2 separate regions of the Homo sapiens genome follow, and region 1 is linked to region 2. The links are chromatin loops, found by intact Hi-C in ENCODE. Cell type or tissue: Caco-2. All regions are shown on one strand. Each heading gives the region's core, and the rest is flanking DNA. Links, peaks and the distances in the headings are about the cores only.

Region 1 (8,765 bases), core at 1-8,000, 110 kb after region 2:
GAAGAGGTTGGAGAAAAGACTAGTTAGAACCTTTAACTAAGCTGCATGTGGAAAGGAAGGAACAAATTAAATTACAAGAGATTTTTTTTTCCCAAAGGGAGATGTACCTGAACTTGGTTTCCAACTGAAGAGATGTGGGGAGGCTATGAAGAAGGAGTTGACAAACATACCTTTAAGATTTTGAGTGGTAGTAGTACCTTCAGCAGTGTAATAGGTTTAGGAGGAGATGCTGATTAGGGGAGAGATTAGAGTGAACTGCTGGACCTCAGCAGTGTCGTTAATGGGGACAGGAGGTGATGTTAATCAGGGGTGAAGTTGGAGAATAATAAGATATGTGATTTGGGGGTCTTTCCCTCTGTATATACTTTTTTTTTTTTTTTTTTGAGACATAGTCTCACTCTCTTGCCAGGCTGGAGTTCAGTGGTGCAATCTCGGCTCACTGTAACCTCCGCCTCCCAGGTTCAAGTGATTCTCCTGCCTCCACCTCCCGAGCAGCTGGGACTACAGGCACGTGGCACCGTGCCCGGCTAATTTTTTGTATTTTTGTAGAGACAGGGTTTCACCATGTTGGCCAGGATGGTCTTGATCTCCTGACCTCAGGATCCGCCCACCTCGGCCTCCCAAAGTGCTGGGATTACAGGCATGAACCACCCTGCCTGGCTTTTTTTTTTTTTTTTTTTTTTTTTTGGAAGACCAGAGTTTTATTATTACTCAAATCAGTCTCTGTATATACTTTTATGTATGTATATCAAGATATAGATATGTGGAACTAGAATTTCAGAAAGAACTTTAAAAAAAAATGTTGAGCCCAGTCATCCCTCGGTATCCACAGGGGATTTGTCCCAGGACCTCTGGAGGATACCAATCTTCACGCATGCGCAAGTCCATTATATAAAATGGCCTAGGATTTGCATATAACCTTCGCATATCCTTCTTTATAGTTTAAATCATCTCTAGATTACTTACAATCCCTAATACAACATAAATGCTATGTAAATAGTTGTTACATGGCATTGTTTAGGGAAAAATGACATGAAAAAACTCTGTACATGTTTAGTATAGATGCAGTTTTTTTCCAGATATCTTTGATCCAAGGTTGGTTGAATCTACAAACATGGAACCCTTGGATATGGATGGCTAACTGTATTTGGCAGTCATCTGTCCAGAGACAGCAGTTGACTAAAGAAAAGCAAAGGCAGACTCTTGGGAAATTCTGGCATTTAGGAGACACAAAGAGTAACTGAAAACAGAGAGGCAACCACTGGAAAAGCCAGGAGAGAACCAGGATATACAGTGCTCAGAAGCATGGAAGGAACAAGGAACAGGCAGGCTGGAGAAGGTCTTTGAATTCAATGGTTGTTGGTACCTTACAAAAATAATAGCCAGGGGTGGTGGTAGGCACCTCTAGTCTCAGCTACTTGGGAAGCTGAGGCAAGGGGATCACTTGAGCTTAGGAGTTCAAGGCAGTATCACTCTACAATTGCACCTGTGTGAATAGCCACTGCACTCCTGCCTGGGCAACATAGCAAAATCCCTATCTGTAAAAAAATAATAATAATGTCATAGAGTATGAAGCCAAAGGGTTATAGAGTATGAGTCGACAGTGAGGAAGTAGAGTTAGTGAATGTAAACTATGCTTTTGAGAAATTTAACAGAGAATAGAAGGAAACAAATATGGAAATAAATTAGCAACTGGGAACAAAACTATTTATATTAAAAATTGAGTCACTGAATTATTAAATAAGGCATTTAGATAGGGAGGGAAGAAGACATGAGTTAAGCCATCTTGGGTAGATAAAGAGATGATGTTACAACTGTAGAATACATCCTTCCTTCCTCTTCCCTCCCCCTGTCTTTGGCTGGTCTCCTGGCCTCAGACAGGCCTCCTGCCTCAGCCACCTGAGTAGCTGGGATTATAAATATGAGCCACCATGCCCAGCTGTTTTATTTTTAATAATAATCTTTGCAGAATACACATTTTATGCAAAACAATGAAAGCAGTTAGCCACTTTACAAGTGTGTGTGACCTTGTGTTGGGTTTTGTGGTTCAGTAGCTCATTTATTCCTATATTTGGGGGTCTGGGATCAGAAATCTCAGTTGTATAGGAGAGTAGCTTCCATTACTACCCAGCTTCCATTTCCAGGATCCGCTGTTAGTTCTTTAAGAGTCAGAAGCATGTGTCGCTGTTCATTTTGACAAGTGTCTTCACCAAGGTTAGGGCAATATGACGGGCAGACAGTATTGACTTAAAAAAAAGAACATAGTATTTTGAATTAGGCTAATCTTTATTCAAATGATGAGTTTGCCACACTTATTAGCTGTCTGACCTAAGGAAATTGACTTTACCTTATCCGAACTTCAATCTGTTCATCTCCTAACATAGGGATATTAATATCTGTCAAATTACAATGTCCATTCATAGGTTCAACAAATATTTATTGAGCATCTTTATACCCAAGCTGTTATGTGTAGTGATAAATGAAGTAGTGATACATGAAAGCCTGTAGCACAGGGCCTGGGAATGTTAGTTTCCTTCCCGGTTTCCCCAGTGTTAGTCCTAAAGACTCCTGGTTACTTTAAGTAATGGTATGTGTTTGAAAGGAAAATAGAAAACCATTAGTTCTTTCTTCCCCAGACACCTTCATCACTTCAGAGAGAGTCACTGGCAGTTCTTGGTGTGTTTATACTTGATTGGAAAACCAACACAGGAGAATGGTTACTGACATGGTAGCTGGACCCCTGACAACAGCTCATGTGGGCCACCGGCAACCAGCCAAAGTCCTGTCTCCCCTAACCTGCTCTCCAACCCAGACCCCCTGTGTGAAAAAGTAGGAAGCACTGTTATTACCTGGCAGGAGAGTTAAGGACCTTGACCATTCAGTGGAGGCCTGCCGCTTCTCCAGTGTGGGCCTGTATGAAGGAGAAAGAAGTACTCACTAGACTTGGGTTAGCCAGGGGCAGCTGTCAACAAATCAAGCTGGCCTGAGCCCCAGTGGCTTCTTGCCTATGACCCATTCCTGTTGGCGGATCTAGTTACAGAGGAGACATTGTCCTCAATACTCTCTACAGGGCCTTGGAACCGCTATCCTCTGCCAAGAACCAGGATTCTTCTTTAATACGTACTTGCTAGTACCTATGCTGGGAACAGCTGGGCTTTGCCGGCCAGAGTCTGTATGCATAACTAGAAATGAGAAGAATCTGGACATATTTACAGGCGGAACAACAGTCAAAAGTAAAACCTTGGAGAGATTTGATTTTATCTGCCATGCTTTGACCCCATAATTTGAAGAGAGGGAAGCTGTTGTCCCACGCTTGGTCCACCTCACTTTGTTAAAGTTCATCCATCTTTTCCCAGTCTCCCTTCAATTTGGAACTAGGAACACCACCTCCTGAGTCTCAAAAGACTTCCAGCAGGAGGGACACTCAGTCACTGGCATGTAATGGTAGAGTGTGATCCAAAGAGCAGGCTCTATTGCCAGCTCAAACCTGAGTTTAAAACCCAGTTCCACCACATTCTACCCCTGGGTCCTTGGGCAAGTTACTTAACCTCTCTGAACCTTAATTTCTTAACCCATAACATGAGGCTACTATACACCCAATAGTTGGGCAAGGGGGGTGATGAGTATGGGGGAGGATTACTTTAAGCAATCCATGAGATATGTATGTAAATTATCTGTCACATAATAGGTGCTCAGCAGTTGTTAATTTCCAGTCCCCTTCATTGGACCCTAGAATTGTGTTAATAAGTACATTTGTATCATCTAATTAAGACTTTTGCCTCAGAAGCCAGAATGCCTGCTTTGGCTCTAGCTTTTTCTAGTTATTTGACCTTTGAACATGTTATTTATCCTCTCTGTATCTCAGTCTTCCCATTATAAAATGGGAATGATAGTCCTACCCCATAGGGTTGTTGTGAGGATTAAATGCATTATTAATGCATAGAAAGCAATTTTAACACAGCTTGGAACATACAGTAAATGGTAGTTGTTGCTTTGTGGTGTTGGTGGACATGATGATGTTATGAGTTAAAAGCTCAAAATGAAATAATAACAAATTTTTTTAGAAACATAATGACCAAGAGAGAAGTTTGTTCTTTTTGTAGTGCTCTCAGATGTCCTGGGCCCGACTGAGGCAAGAGTGTTGACCTTTCTGAAATCCATCCTTGAGGTCCCCTTGACTTCAAAAGCAGCTTTTCCAGGCGTTTTCCCTCTGGCCTAATGCTGAAGCGTCCTCATTACCCAGCTGTCACACTCAGTTGGCCTGATTGACCAGAGCCATTCCCGAACACATGCCTGACCTGCTCACCTCTGAGAAGGCTGACTTTGGGGGTGAGGTGGAGATAGGGAGACAGCCTCTCCCCTCCTCTGGCGGTGCTGTGCTGCACTGGCACTGAAGTAGTTGTTGCTAAAAGTTCTGACATGGGAGTGACAAAAATGATGAAAATTATGAAGGCTGTCCTATGTGAACTTCAGCTTTCACAGAAGATTGTGCAGATTGACATAATTCCCAGAAATTGCCACTTACAGGCCCTCTGTCAATGTTGGTTGAATGAATGAAGTGTTTATTGTTTGAAATTTGGCCCTGTCACCTTTTTTTTTTTTTTTTTTTTTTTTTGCCTTTCATCATTTTGTGAGCAAGATCTCTCCTCTGCCTTTTAAACTTCAGTAAACTGAAGCTCAGATCCAAGTAGTTTTTTTTCTTTCCATCCTTTGCCTTCTCTTAGCTGGCAGAGATGGGGTTAAGAATTGTTGGCAGCTAATCCACCTTGGTTTGAGGCCCTCTCACACTGAGCTGGAGGAATGACTGGAATTTGAGGGGGAGGGGAAAAGATACTCTGACCTTTGCAGGCCCGTGGCCTCCAAGCAGCATCTCCTGTTCACGTTCTCCCACTGAACTAATAGTCCAAGTACCCCCAGTTCACCGCTTTTTTCCACACCTGTCAACCTTTTTAAGAACCTGGGAGCAGACTGTGGCTACTTGAGCTTTTTTTGTTGATGTTGAACATTATGTATTTTGCTGTTATCTCTCAACCTCTTGAACATACTATCTTTTCTCCCTGCCCCCATCCTTCTCATTCTGCTCAAACCCCTCCTCCCCACCTCCTCTCCAAATCCCACAGGTCAGAGTGCATCAACAAGTTTGCTTCAGTCTTCGGGACCATGCCTCTCAAGGTGGTGGAACACCGAGCTGACCCTGTCCTGTACAAAGATGACTTTCCTGAGAAGCTGAAGAGCTTCCCCAACATTGGCAGCTTATGAAACGTGTCATTGGTGGAGGTCTGAATGTGAGGCTGGGACAGAGGGAGAGAACAAGGCCTCCCAGCACTCTGATGTCAGAGTAGTAGGTTAAGGGTGGAAGGTTGACCTACTTGGATCTTGGCATGCACCCACCTAACCCACTTTCTCAAGAACAAGAACCTAGAATGAATATCCAAGCACCTCGAGCTATGCAACCTCTGTTCTTGTATTTCTTATGATCTCTGATGGGTTCTTCTCGAAAATGCCAAGTGGAAGACTTTGTGGCATGCTCCAGATTTAAATCCAGCTGAGGCTCCCTTTGTTTTCAGTTCCATGTAACAATCTGGAAGGAAACTTCACGGACAGGAAGACTGCTGGAGAAGAGAAGCGTGTTAGCCCATTTGAGGTCTGGGGAATCATGTAAAGGGTACCCAGACCTCACTTTTAGTTATTTACATCAATGAGTTCTTTCAGGGAACCAAACCCAGAATTCGGTGCAAAAGCCAAACATCTTGGTGGGATTTGATAAATGCCTTGGGACCTGGAGTGCTGGGCTTGTGCACAGGAAGAGCACCAGCCGCTGAGTCAGGATCCTGTCAGTTCCATGAGCTATTCCTCTTTGGTTTGGCTTTTTGATATGATTAAAATTATTTTTTATTCCTTTTTCTACTGTGTCTTAAACACCAATTCCTGATAGTCCAAGGAACCACCTTTCTCCCTTGATATATTTAACTCCGTCTTTGGCCTGACAACAGTCTTCTGCCCATGTCTGGGAACACACGCCAGGAGGAATGTCTGATACCCTCTGCATCAAGCGTAAGAAGGTCCCAAATCATAACCATTTTAAGAACAGATGACTCAGAAACCTCCAGAGGAATCTGTTTGCTTCCTGATTAGATCCAGTCAATGTTTTAAAGGTATTGTCAGAGAAAAACAGAGGGTCTGTACTAGCCATGCAAGGAGTCGCTCTAGCTGGTACCCGTAAAAGTTGTGGGAATTGTGACCCCCATCCCAAGGGGATGCCAAAATTTCTCTCATTCTTTTGGTATAAACTTAACATTAGCCAGGGAGGTTCTGGCTAACGTTAAATGCTGCTATACAACTGCTTTGCAACAGTTGCTGGTATATTTAAATCATTAAATTTCAGCATTTACTAATACTGCACATGTGTGAATTATACCTCTTTAAGCCCAGTTGATGAACAAATCTACCCTGGCGAATGTTAAATGTTATGGATTCGAAACAGATTTATCTGGCTCTGATATTAAGATTAGCCACAGTTTGGGCTTTAGCCACAACATATGTCCCCAAAACACAAAATACATAACAATTTGCTTAGAATATGGATATAATTACAGAAACCTAGTTGTTTTGCCAGTCAGCGTCAGTCATACACCATCCATTGTTCTGTTGAGTGACATGAAGGTGGGCAGTTATTATGCTGTAGTTTCATCAAGAGTCACTTCAGATGTGTTCCCCAGACTTTGAGAGGTCAAAGAAAGTTTCAGAAGTAGCAAAGTTGGAAGTGGAAATCATAAGAGTTTTGTCTTCTTTCATTTGAATAAGTGATCGAATCATGGACTATTATTGCCAAAGGGGGCAAGCGATCATCTCATCCAGTTTGTTCATTTTGCAAATGCAGAAACTGAAGCTGCAGATGTTCATTTTGCAAATGCAGAAACTGAAGTGATTTTTTTCAGTTTCTGACAGCAGCAAACACAGGTGCTTACCAAATACTTTTGATTTGGGTAATGTGTACTGGTCAGTAGGAGACATGGGAAAGCATTTTGGTCTCATGTATTCATAATATTGGGGACGATATGGTAGAAAGCCAGGAAAAATATTTCTGTTGTCACCCAGGTACCAGAGGCTGACAAGCACAGTGAGGACCTCTAATCTTTCTAGGGGTTTTCTAGTTTGTTTTCCAAGATGTGGGGCAGGTATAGGGGAGGGTCTTACATTGAAATCTCTGCTGAAAGCTATGGACTGTGCTGGCATTGTGTATGTGTCATATTGCCCTGGTTTCTTCAAATTTCTGCCCTTTTGCTCATCATCGAATGCACTACCTTAGTGGCTGGTTTCTAATGCAGCTTCTCTCCCAAAGGGTACATTTTTAAATTTTTATTTTTTAAAATCTTGAGAGTCCTTTGATTTGGGAAGAGGAACTCTTTCATCTGAGTTCATTGTGAGCCCTAGAGAGCTGTGTGACTTTATCATCGTCATAGGAGTCATTGGACTTTAAAGGCATTACAACTCCATTTAAAGTACCTCATTACTCCCAGGAATATTGGGTGTTAGATCTTGCAACACAGCATAAAACAATTTATGTTAAAGAAGGAGCATTATATCCTAGGCACTTGAAACAACCTCAAAGGTGATGTTACCCTATGAACAGATAGGTGGTACAGTCACCGTAGAAATTCAAGACAGGGATATAGCAGGTGATGGCGATTCATGGATTCAGAGTGGGCTAGGGACTCCACTTTATTGTTCGTGTATTTCTGAGCTGCTAACCAGCAAACCTCACCCATAAGCTTAGGTCAGGATCATCTGTCCTCGGGATGCCATAGAGCCTGGTTTCAGAAGCAGAACAATCATGCTAATTAAAATGTCGTGTTCTGGCCTACAGCAGACAACAGCTGGTTTTAGATTAAGAAATCTTTTTAAAGAAACACATCTTACTGGCCTATAGAGAAGACGAACTTGAACTGGCCCTGGCCCAAGTGCACACTGAGCCACTGGCTTTGCCCCCAGGGGCCTAACTGGGATGGGCCTGCTTGGAATGCCAGGGCTGGAAATACTTTTTTATTTTGCTGATTAACATTACATAGTTGTTAAAATGTTTATCTCATGTATTTTACCAACCCTCACACATTTAGGTATAAACCTCCTTTTCTGGGAGAATTAAAGAGAAAAACAGCAACTTTAGTTGTCAGAATCTTGTGTTCTTTCCTGCCAGTGATGCTCTGCTGTATCCTTTTTTTTTTTTTTTTTTTTGAGACAGAGTCTTGCTCTTGTCACCCAGGCTGGAGTGCAACAATAGCATGGTCTCGGCTCACTACATCCTCCGCCTCCCAGGTTCAAGTGATTCTCCTGCCTCAGCCTCCTGAGTAGCTGGGATTACAGGCGCTTGCCACCACGCCTGGCTAATTTGTTTGTAATTTTAGTAGAGGCAGGGTTTCACCACGTTAGCCAGGCTGGTCTCGAACTCCTGACCTCAGGTGATCTGCACGCCTTGACCTCCCAAAGTGCTGGGATTACGGGCGTGAGTCCCCACGCTCAGCCACTGTATCCTTTACTCAGTGTCATCAAGTTCAAAGCTCTGACCACCCTGGTTTCTCTGCCAAAGCCTCATCTACTTCCAGCTGGGCTTTGAACTTGTGGTTTTTAAGTGCTGGTTTCTCTGCTGCCTTTGGAAAATAGTGACCATCATGCTGGTCTGTGCTGACGCAGACTGGGAGCTGGAAGAGACAAGCTCCCTCTTTGCTCTCATTGGCCAAAGATGTTGCTAATAACCCTGTGATCCT
Region 2 (8,000 bases), core at 1-8,000:
GGGTAGTGCTAATTATGGATTTAAAGTCAGAAGGCCTAGGTTGAGATAACCAGCTCTCTCACTGGCTGGCTTTTTGATCTTGGCAAATGACTTAATCTTTTTTGAGTCTCAGTTCTCCCATCTGTATAGTGGAAATCATTTACTTACTTAACAAATGTTTATCAAGTGCTAACTGTGCAAGGCAGTAATATACCAGGTGCTGAGGATACGCTGGTGAGTGGAGCCAGGCACACTTTCCGTCCTAATGGACTAGCCTAGTTGGCAGAAGTGAGGTTTAGAGTTTAATCATTAATTTATACAAATGTAATTACAAACTCTGCCAAATGTCGTGAAGGAAAAGTGATTGTTGAGTCCTCTCTTTCTCTTACCCACCACATCTAATCTGTTAGCAAACCCTGTGGGCTCTACCCTCTCATCCCCATCATCAAGTCTTCCCTCATCTGCATCTCTTGCCTGGCTTTTGCAGTGTTCTCCAGTTGTTCTCTCTGCTCCTGTCCTTGCTTTCCTGTAGTTTATTCTAACACTTTAGATAGAATGATCCTGTTGGAACATGGTTAGGTTATATCATGCTTTTGCCCAAAACCCTCTCATGGCTTGCCATCTCAGAAAAAAAGCACAAGTCTTTCAGTGGCCTACAAGGTCCTATACTCTTTGCTGTGACTCTGTCTGTCCCATTTCTTCTTTCCTGGTGTTATTCTCTGCCTTCTTTACTCTGCTCCAGCCACAATAGCCTCCTTGCTGTTCCTGGAACTTGCCCACCATACTGCTTCTTCAGGGCTGTTTGCTTGTTAGACTTTTTGCCTGGAATGCTGTTTCCCAGGCATTCTTCTGGCCTGCTTACTCTCTTGCCTTCCTTGTCTAATTAATTCACTGTTGGGTTAGCACATAATAGGGCTTCCATAAATATATGCCAGATAAATGAATAGATTTGCATAGATAGCTAAAGGAGAAAAGTATTTGTTAACTTAGAAACGGAATAAAGGAAGAGTGTACTAGGTGGGTGGGATTTCACATGCAAAGGCCCTCTGGTAGGGCAGAGCATGGTGTGTTCAAGTGACTGAAATAATACCAGTGTGGCTAGAGCACACTAGTGGAGTGGAGGCAGGGTGAAAGATTAATGGAGTAGGGAGTGGGAGGTAAAAAAATGGAGCTGTAAGAGAACTCCTTTGAGAAGTTCAGCCAGTGAAGAAGGGAGGGGAAAGAGATAATACTTACCGGAAGGGATGTGGGGCTGAAGGAGGTTTGGGATGTTGTTTCTGCTTGTGAAATGAAACAAGACTGTGTGTAGAAATGCTTTCTGTGAAGGGCTGTGTGTATGTAAACTGTTTTGCTGTTGTCTCCAGAGCATCTGTGGTTGTACCAGAAGAAAAGATGTCAGATGTGTACAGTATTTTGCAGAGCATCCCCCAAAGACAGATTGAAGAAATGCAGAGACAGGTAAGAGGCCAAGTCTTGGGGAGGTGACATGGGTGGTACCGAAATGGTGGCCTTGACTGGATACAGAGGGACAGGAGCTGAATGCCTGAGTGGGGTTTACTTCCTCCACTAGATCAACTAGCCAAACTGAAACGATAGGAAATTAATGTTAGGTGAGTTGCATCAAATAAGGTTTGAAATAATAACTCTCAGAGAACTGTGCAGAGGTAAGCCTACTGCAATTTTAGGGTCTTACCATAGCAGATGCAAAGCTGAAGCTCTTTGGAGGGTTTGTAGTCACAGCAGGTGATAGTCGTAGTGACTAAGACAGCCATGGAAGCTGGACCATTTCAGGGCAATACTTCTGTGTAGCTATTGACCATGATACTATTGCTGCACAAACTAGCCCAGCTTCCCAGTTCAGTCATCCTTTGTAATTCGGGAATCCTTCCCTCTCTTCTGGAACATTTGCCATTTTCCTGCCTCTCTTTCCAAATTTCTCTTCTACCTTCTGACACCCCATTCCCTAGGCTGATCTCTGACTGTCTCATACTCCACTTGATGTCCCACTGAGTCCTGCTTCCGTTTCTTTGTCCTGAAGGACATTTAATTGGGTTTAAATATCAAGCAAGGTGAAAAAGTTAAGAAGACTATCCCAAAAATTTTTAATGGACTTTTAAAAAGGTTTAATCTTTGTCAAAATCACCGATGTGGGAGAAGAGCAGGAAAAGAGGCTTGGCGGATTCTCAGCAGTACGTGCGTAAGTGTCCCATGCCACCCCCTGCTGTTAGTTCGGCACCCTCAGCCTCAGGCAGAGAGCCTGCATTTGGCCATGTCCCAAGAACAGGCCACAGGCTTCTGTCTGGATGGGGACAGCGCATCTGCCTGGCTGTGTGGGGAGGGGATCTGAGGTTCTGACTGTTACTTAAAGTTTCACTTTGACCTCCTGCTTGAACCCCACTCTTCCCCTGACTTGGGGCTCTGCAGTGTGACTCAGGTTTTTCTCAGCTGATTTAGGAGGCAGCTCTCTTGAGTCTATAGCATCAGTTACCACTTCTTCCTTTACTTTTCAGCTTCCACATTCTGATGCTGTTATCTTGTCTTTCATTCTCTTTTTCTTAGGGGATACATACCTTAATTTAGAAAATTCCCCTTAATTGTCATTTTAGAGTTTTAGGAGAGTGAGGTTAGTGGATGTGTTCAGTCCACCCTCTTTATTATGATAGTGAACTTCTTATCGACACAGATTAAGTCTGTAGGTTCTTACCTCAGATTGCCTGGCTTGGGTATCAGCTCTGTGGGTTACAAACTCTGTACCCTTAGGTAAGGATCTGCCTTCTCTGGGCCTCAGTGACCTCATCTGTGCAATATTTTGGCATTCTGGTTTGAACGCAAATCGCAGGTTAGTTTTAGCTTCCCTGCAGTTTATTTATAGCATCCTCCTGTTCGTTTTAAGTTTCTGGGTTTCCCAATTGTTATTTAACCACTGATTTCATCTAAGTTTTAGTGAATCAGAAAATCAGTCCAGAGATCTCTAGATTTTTTATCTAAACCTGTGGTTCCTAAAACTTGTGTAGAAGAAAATGCCCCTTGAGGAGTCATAATGTTTGTGCATTTTGTGTTACCTTTTCTTTCCCCGCCGAGGGGTCTCACTCTGTAGTGCAGGCTGGAGTGCAGTGGCATGATCTTGGCTCACTGCAACCTCTGCCGCCAGGGTTCTAGTGATTCTCCTGCCTTAGCCTCCCGAGTAGCTGGGACTACAGGCACGCGCCACCATGCCCGGCTAATTTTGGTACTTTCAGTAGAGACAGGATTTCACCATGTTGGCCAGGCTGGTCGAACTCTTGACCCCAAGTGATCCGCCCGCCTCGGCTTCCCAAAATGCTGGGATTATAGGCGTGAGCCACCACACCTGGCCCACTTTGTGTTACTTTTTATGGAATCTTGATTTATTAGTAAAACTAAATATAGAATTATAGGCTAAAGCAGAGACTATTTTATACTAGAATCTAGTCTAGAAAGGGTAAGAAAAAACTGGGGAGGTTAAAATGCACAAATTCTATCCAGTTTCTTCTCCACCCCTCCACCCTGAAGCTGTGAAAGAGAATCATTTGGTTTTTGGAGTGGCGTCTACTGCCAGCTCACAGAGGACTGTTGCCCATAGGAGGGTGGTGTGGGAACCACAGGTCTGAGATAAGCTTGGTCATTTTCAGTGTTGGCTCAGAATCATAGAACAGTTGAGAAGGAATGAATGCTGGTCATTTAAAACAGCGTACTTTTGGGTTATTTGGGTTCAAAGAGACACACTGAGTCAAAAGACTTGGGTTTGATCCCTGGCTCTGTCCGTTTGATTGCATGACCATGGTAAGTCCCCAAGCTCCCTAGGCTTCCATTTCCTCATTTATGAAATGAAGGGGTTGGCTAAATAATCTCTCATGTTCCATGTGGCTGTTAAAAAACTCTATGAAATGCTTATCCCTACCAAGAACATTACTCTCCTTGACAACATTAATAATTTAGTGGTCATCTCTTCTCCCCTTGAACAGCTCTAGTCACAAGGGCCACTTGCCTCCTCTAGTGGTGAACAGTCCACTATGCCAGCTTAAAAAGAAAGGTGGTCTTGGCACTTTCCCGGCCCCCTTTCTAACTCCCTTTTCCGCTTTCTGACGGCCTCTTTCCCTGTGCTGCTTTCGGACCATCTAAAGCTCTCCACTGCGGCAACTCACTAGTCCCACTCCCCTTTCTCTGAGTAATCCATGTTCCCAAAATGACCTCTTTTCTTTTCCTAACCCCACATTTCTAGAGTGGGCTGATCTCAATTAGATATGAGATTATCTGGTTAAAGTAATTTCCAGTTAGGTATAAAGGATGACTAGGTTTCTTCAACTACTACTAGATTCCAATAGCACCCCTCCCCTCAGTTGTGATCACCAAAAATGTCTCTAGAACATTGCTTGCCAATTGTCCCCTTTGGGGTTGGGGGTGGAGGGCAAGCAAAATTGCTTTAACTGAGAACCACTGTTCTCTATAGATAGTTAATGTCTCATCTCTCTAAAATTAGAGTTCTTTGGTTCTATAACAAAATATACTGTTTCCAAAACATTCTTGTCATTTTGCTTTCTGTTTACCTTCTATTGATTTAACCTGACCTTGGCAGGAGTAATTAAAAAAATGGTAAAACACCTGATTCTGAAAAGTTCTTATACCTTAGTGAATTCTCTTTAGGGAGGTCAGAGGTGGGTCTTTTTGCAAGACAGGCATCCACTTTTAGGGGAAAGCCTATTGTATCAGTAGTTGATACCTTGGAGCCCCTAGATGATGTATCAGAATGAACTGAGGGTGAGGAACAGAGTCTGATTTGCTTGCTGAGAAACTCCAGACTAGCTTAATGGAGCTGCATTGGACAGTTGTAGCCAGCAGAGGTCTCCATCCACTTTTAATTAACTCATTTTCCCTCTGAGTATTTAAATCTTTCCAAGAAATCCTAAATGCCATGAGCCACTCTGGTGCTTCACACTGACATCTTCCTGATAGCTGCTCTCTAGAGACCATTTCTTTCAGATGAAGAAGAAGAAAGAAAATCCTGCTTAGCACAGGATTTTACTCTCCCTAGATGCAATAGAGCTAAAGTTTCTGATTTGGCCCCAGAAATGTGGGGTAGGGTCTTGGTGAGGAAGGTATTGGAGCAACATTTTGCAGCTTAGAGTTTAGGATCAGAAAGGCTACAATCTGACAGATGTCTAAAGTGGTGAAAGTCCTTGTTGTGACGGGAATTTGTGTGTACCAAGGGAGAAAGTCATACTACCTGACAAAGAAAGGAAATTAAATTCCCTTAGATGTGATAGTAGCAGCCAAAAAGTTAACTACAAGGCTAGAGCCTAATGTAAGTAACAGCTATAGTTAGACTAAGACTTTTGAAAAAAAGTACAACCTGTGTCTCTGGTATCTATTCCTGAAGGCCACCAGTGAGCAGTGCTGCCACACGTGGCATTGGGCAGACTACTGGGGGCTTATAGGGCTTTTTGTGGGGAAGTTAAAAAACAGTTCCTTAAGTCAGTAGAAGACAGTAGTTGTAACAGTATAAAGCTGACTTCTCAGTTGGCCTTTTATTGTCCTGTGAGCTAATGATTAACTAGTTAATTTATTGAATCCCTAATGTTTTTTGGTGGGGGGAGAGATTATAGGAGATAATAAAAAAAATCTTTGATCCCCATTCACAAAGGGCTTGTGTTGGGGATATATGGGTATAAGCATAAAGAAAGTTGAGAAGATGATGCCGATATTTCTAGGTACATTATGGGTCATTAAGGGTCTGAAATGGAAGGGAGAAAGTTGGGGCTAAAGCTGTCAGGATGAATTTCTTGGAGATGTAGAATCTGAGGTAGGCCTTGAGATGGGAGTTCCATCAGCCATCTTTCTTATGTTGGAAGGCAGGCAGAAGTATGCAGCTAAATATTTTTCTGTAGTCAAATGGAACATTCATATTCCCAGTCTCCCCTGAATCACAAAGAAAAAGTACACAATCTGGGATCTCAGAAGGCTGGATAGACACTAGACTGTATCGTTAGAAATGTTTGTATGGATAGGGAGGAAGGTGTAAATGGATCCCCAGTTTATCTGTTGAGTAGAATTTCCAAACATTCTTTTATTGGTCAGTGGCTCCACCAGCAGTGACCTCTAACCTCAGCCACACTAGGAGGTGGAAGTCAGGAGCCTGACTTGCCTTTGAACTCTTCTTTGTACTCAATTGACTAGAAGCCTTTGAGGTGGCAGAAACATTCAGCATCTTCTTTTCTCTCTAGCCTTTAACACTTGGGGTACATTAAAATACCAGTTTCTTTTCAGTCTATTACACTGATCCATCTCAATGTGCCTTCATATTTTTCTATTAAGCAAACCAAATATTGGTGCTGCAGAGAAGTACTTGAAGATGTAGTGGGCTGATTAGGAAAAAGACAAAACAATTTTATTTAAGAAAATAAAACCTCTAGACTATAGTTGGGCCTAGTAGTGATCAAGAAGAGAGTAGAAGAGGCTACAGAACAGTAAATGTGTGCATACACCGAAGTTCCTGTACTTTATAGGAGAGCCCCTATCAGGGGCCTCTTATTTTATCCTACTTGCATACAATTTCAACACATTTGAATTATTTGGTTTCCATAGCCGTAGTAGTTTGGAAGAGACACATTTAAAGTGAAGAAAGACTACTAACAGTGAAGGTATCTGAGATGGGTTATCTGCTAATCTGGTATGAATAAAGAGGATGGAAATACTTTTTTTTTTTTTTTTTTTGAGACAGAGGCTCGTTGTGTCACCCAGGCTGGAGTGCAGTGGTGCGATCTCAGCTCACTGCAACCTCTGCCTCCTGGGTTCAAGTGATTCTCGTGCCTCAGCCTCCCAAGAAGTTGGGATTATAGGCATACGCCACCACACCCAGCTAATTTTGGTATTTTTAGTAGAGATGGGGTTTTGCCATGTTGCCCAGGCTGGTCTCGAACTCCTGACCTCAAGCAATCAGCCCTCCTCAGCCTCCCAAAGTGCTGGGATTACAGGCATGAGCCACTGCACTGGGTGGAAAAGCTATTTTTAATAAAAAAGAATGCTCAGCATATTGAATGTAAGGATAGCCAGCTTTTCAGGTTTCACTTTATCCTGGATATATCATTATAAGATGGCAGAATTCCTCAGTTCAGAGAAGTACATCTTTATTTTTCGTATTTGGAATTTCTGACATCCAAATAAGTCTTATCATCAATTTGAACATCAAATGTAGTTTCTGTTTCTTCCCACAAAACTGTTATTAATGTGGCATCTTAAAATTGAGGAAATACAGAAATTACTATTCATGGTGATGCCCCTGAATCTTTAAGCTAAGTTTAATTTTGTTTAGCATATATGTTTTTAAGATATTGGATCTTGTGTAATATGTTTTATAAAGTTTTCTGTTTAAGATGTTTGTTTTTATTTTTAAAAAGTGTTATTTGCTTAAAAGTGTAAACCCTCAGATGTCTAGAAACCTTAGCAACCCAGACTGATGTACTGAGGGTTCCCTGTGCTGCTGGCCAGTCTGTTATGTCCATGACAGTTACATAGCTGTCTGTGTCAATTTCTCCCTCCTTTCCCACCCCCAGTGTACACCAGTTTACAAAGCAGACTCAACAGAGTAGTAAGCTAGGCCATTAGAAGAGTAATCTGAATTTTTTTATGTGAAGAAACTAAGGATAAAGAGACGTAAAGTAATCCTCCCAAGACCACACAGCATGTGAGGGACAGACAAGCAGCACACTCTGTTCTGCTGCCTACAACTTCATTCAAACCACAGAGCTGTGTGGCCTGGATTGAGGGTAAAAATCAGGATGAGCTTCCTAACAATTCAAGCTAAGTGCTTATTGAATAGTCTTCCTTGAAAAAGTGGTTGCTTGAGACATTTAGGACTGGACACAGCCCTGGAAATATATTATGAGGAATGTGGAAAAGGTTTCACTCTAATTTCCAGTATCAGTGTTATAATGTCTACCATTCTTATCCACCCTGCACCGCCACTGTGAAATTGAGGATTTTAAGAAGTATACATAAACTGGACT

What was found. A loop is a pair of places that touch in the nucleus more often than their neighbours do. Peaks named below come from ENCODE experiments on the same cell type or tissue, not always from the same donor. Only the 100,000 strongest peaks of a DNase experiment are listed, where the experiment ranks them.
Region 1: it touches region 2 in a loop (5-fold over the local background); 11 of 110 quality-filtered maps call a loop at or near these places.

What each region holds. Positions count from the first base shown.
Region 1 is chr11:44,239,029-44,247,793 of GRCh38, forward strand. EXT2 (exostosin glycosyltransferase 2) reads left to right here. Exons shown (of 14, transcript NM_207122.2): 14 at 5,121-8,765. The coding sequence ends at 5,259. Among named protein-coding and RNA genes, the nearest start is that of ALX4, 67 kb to the right of the region's middle. In Caco-2, for the core only: no CTCF peak of the experiment used is centred there; DNase peaks (open chromatin) are centred at 4,270 and 4,813.
Region 2 is chr11:44,128,702-44,136,701 of GRCh38, forward strand. EXT2 (exostosin glycosyltransferase 2) reads left to right here. Exons shown (of 14, transcript NM_207122.2): 7 at 1,344-1,437. Among named protein-coding and RNA genes, the nearest start is that of EXT2, 37 kb to the left of the region's middle. In Caco-2, for the core only: a CTCF peak has its summit at 4,855 (motif pointing right); no DNase peak of the experiment used is centred there.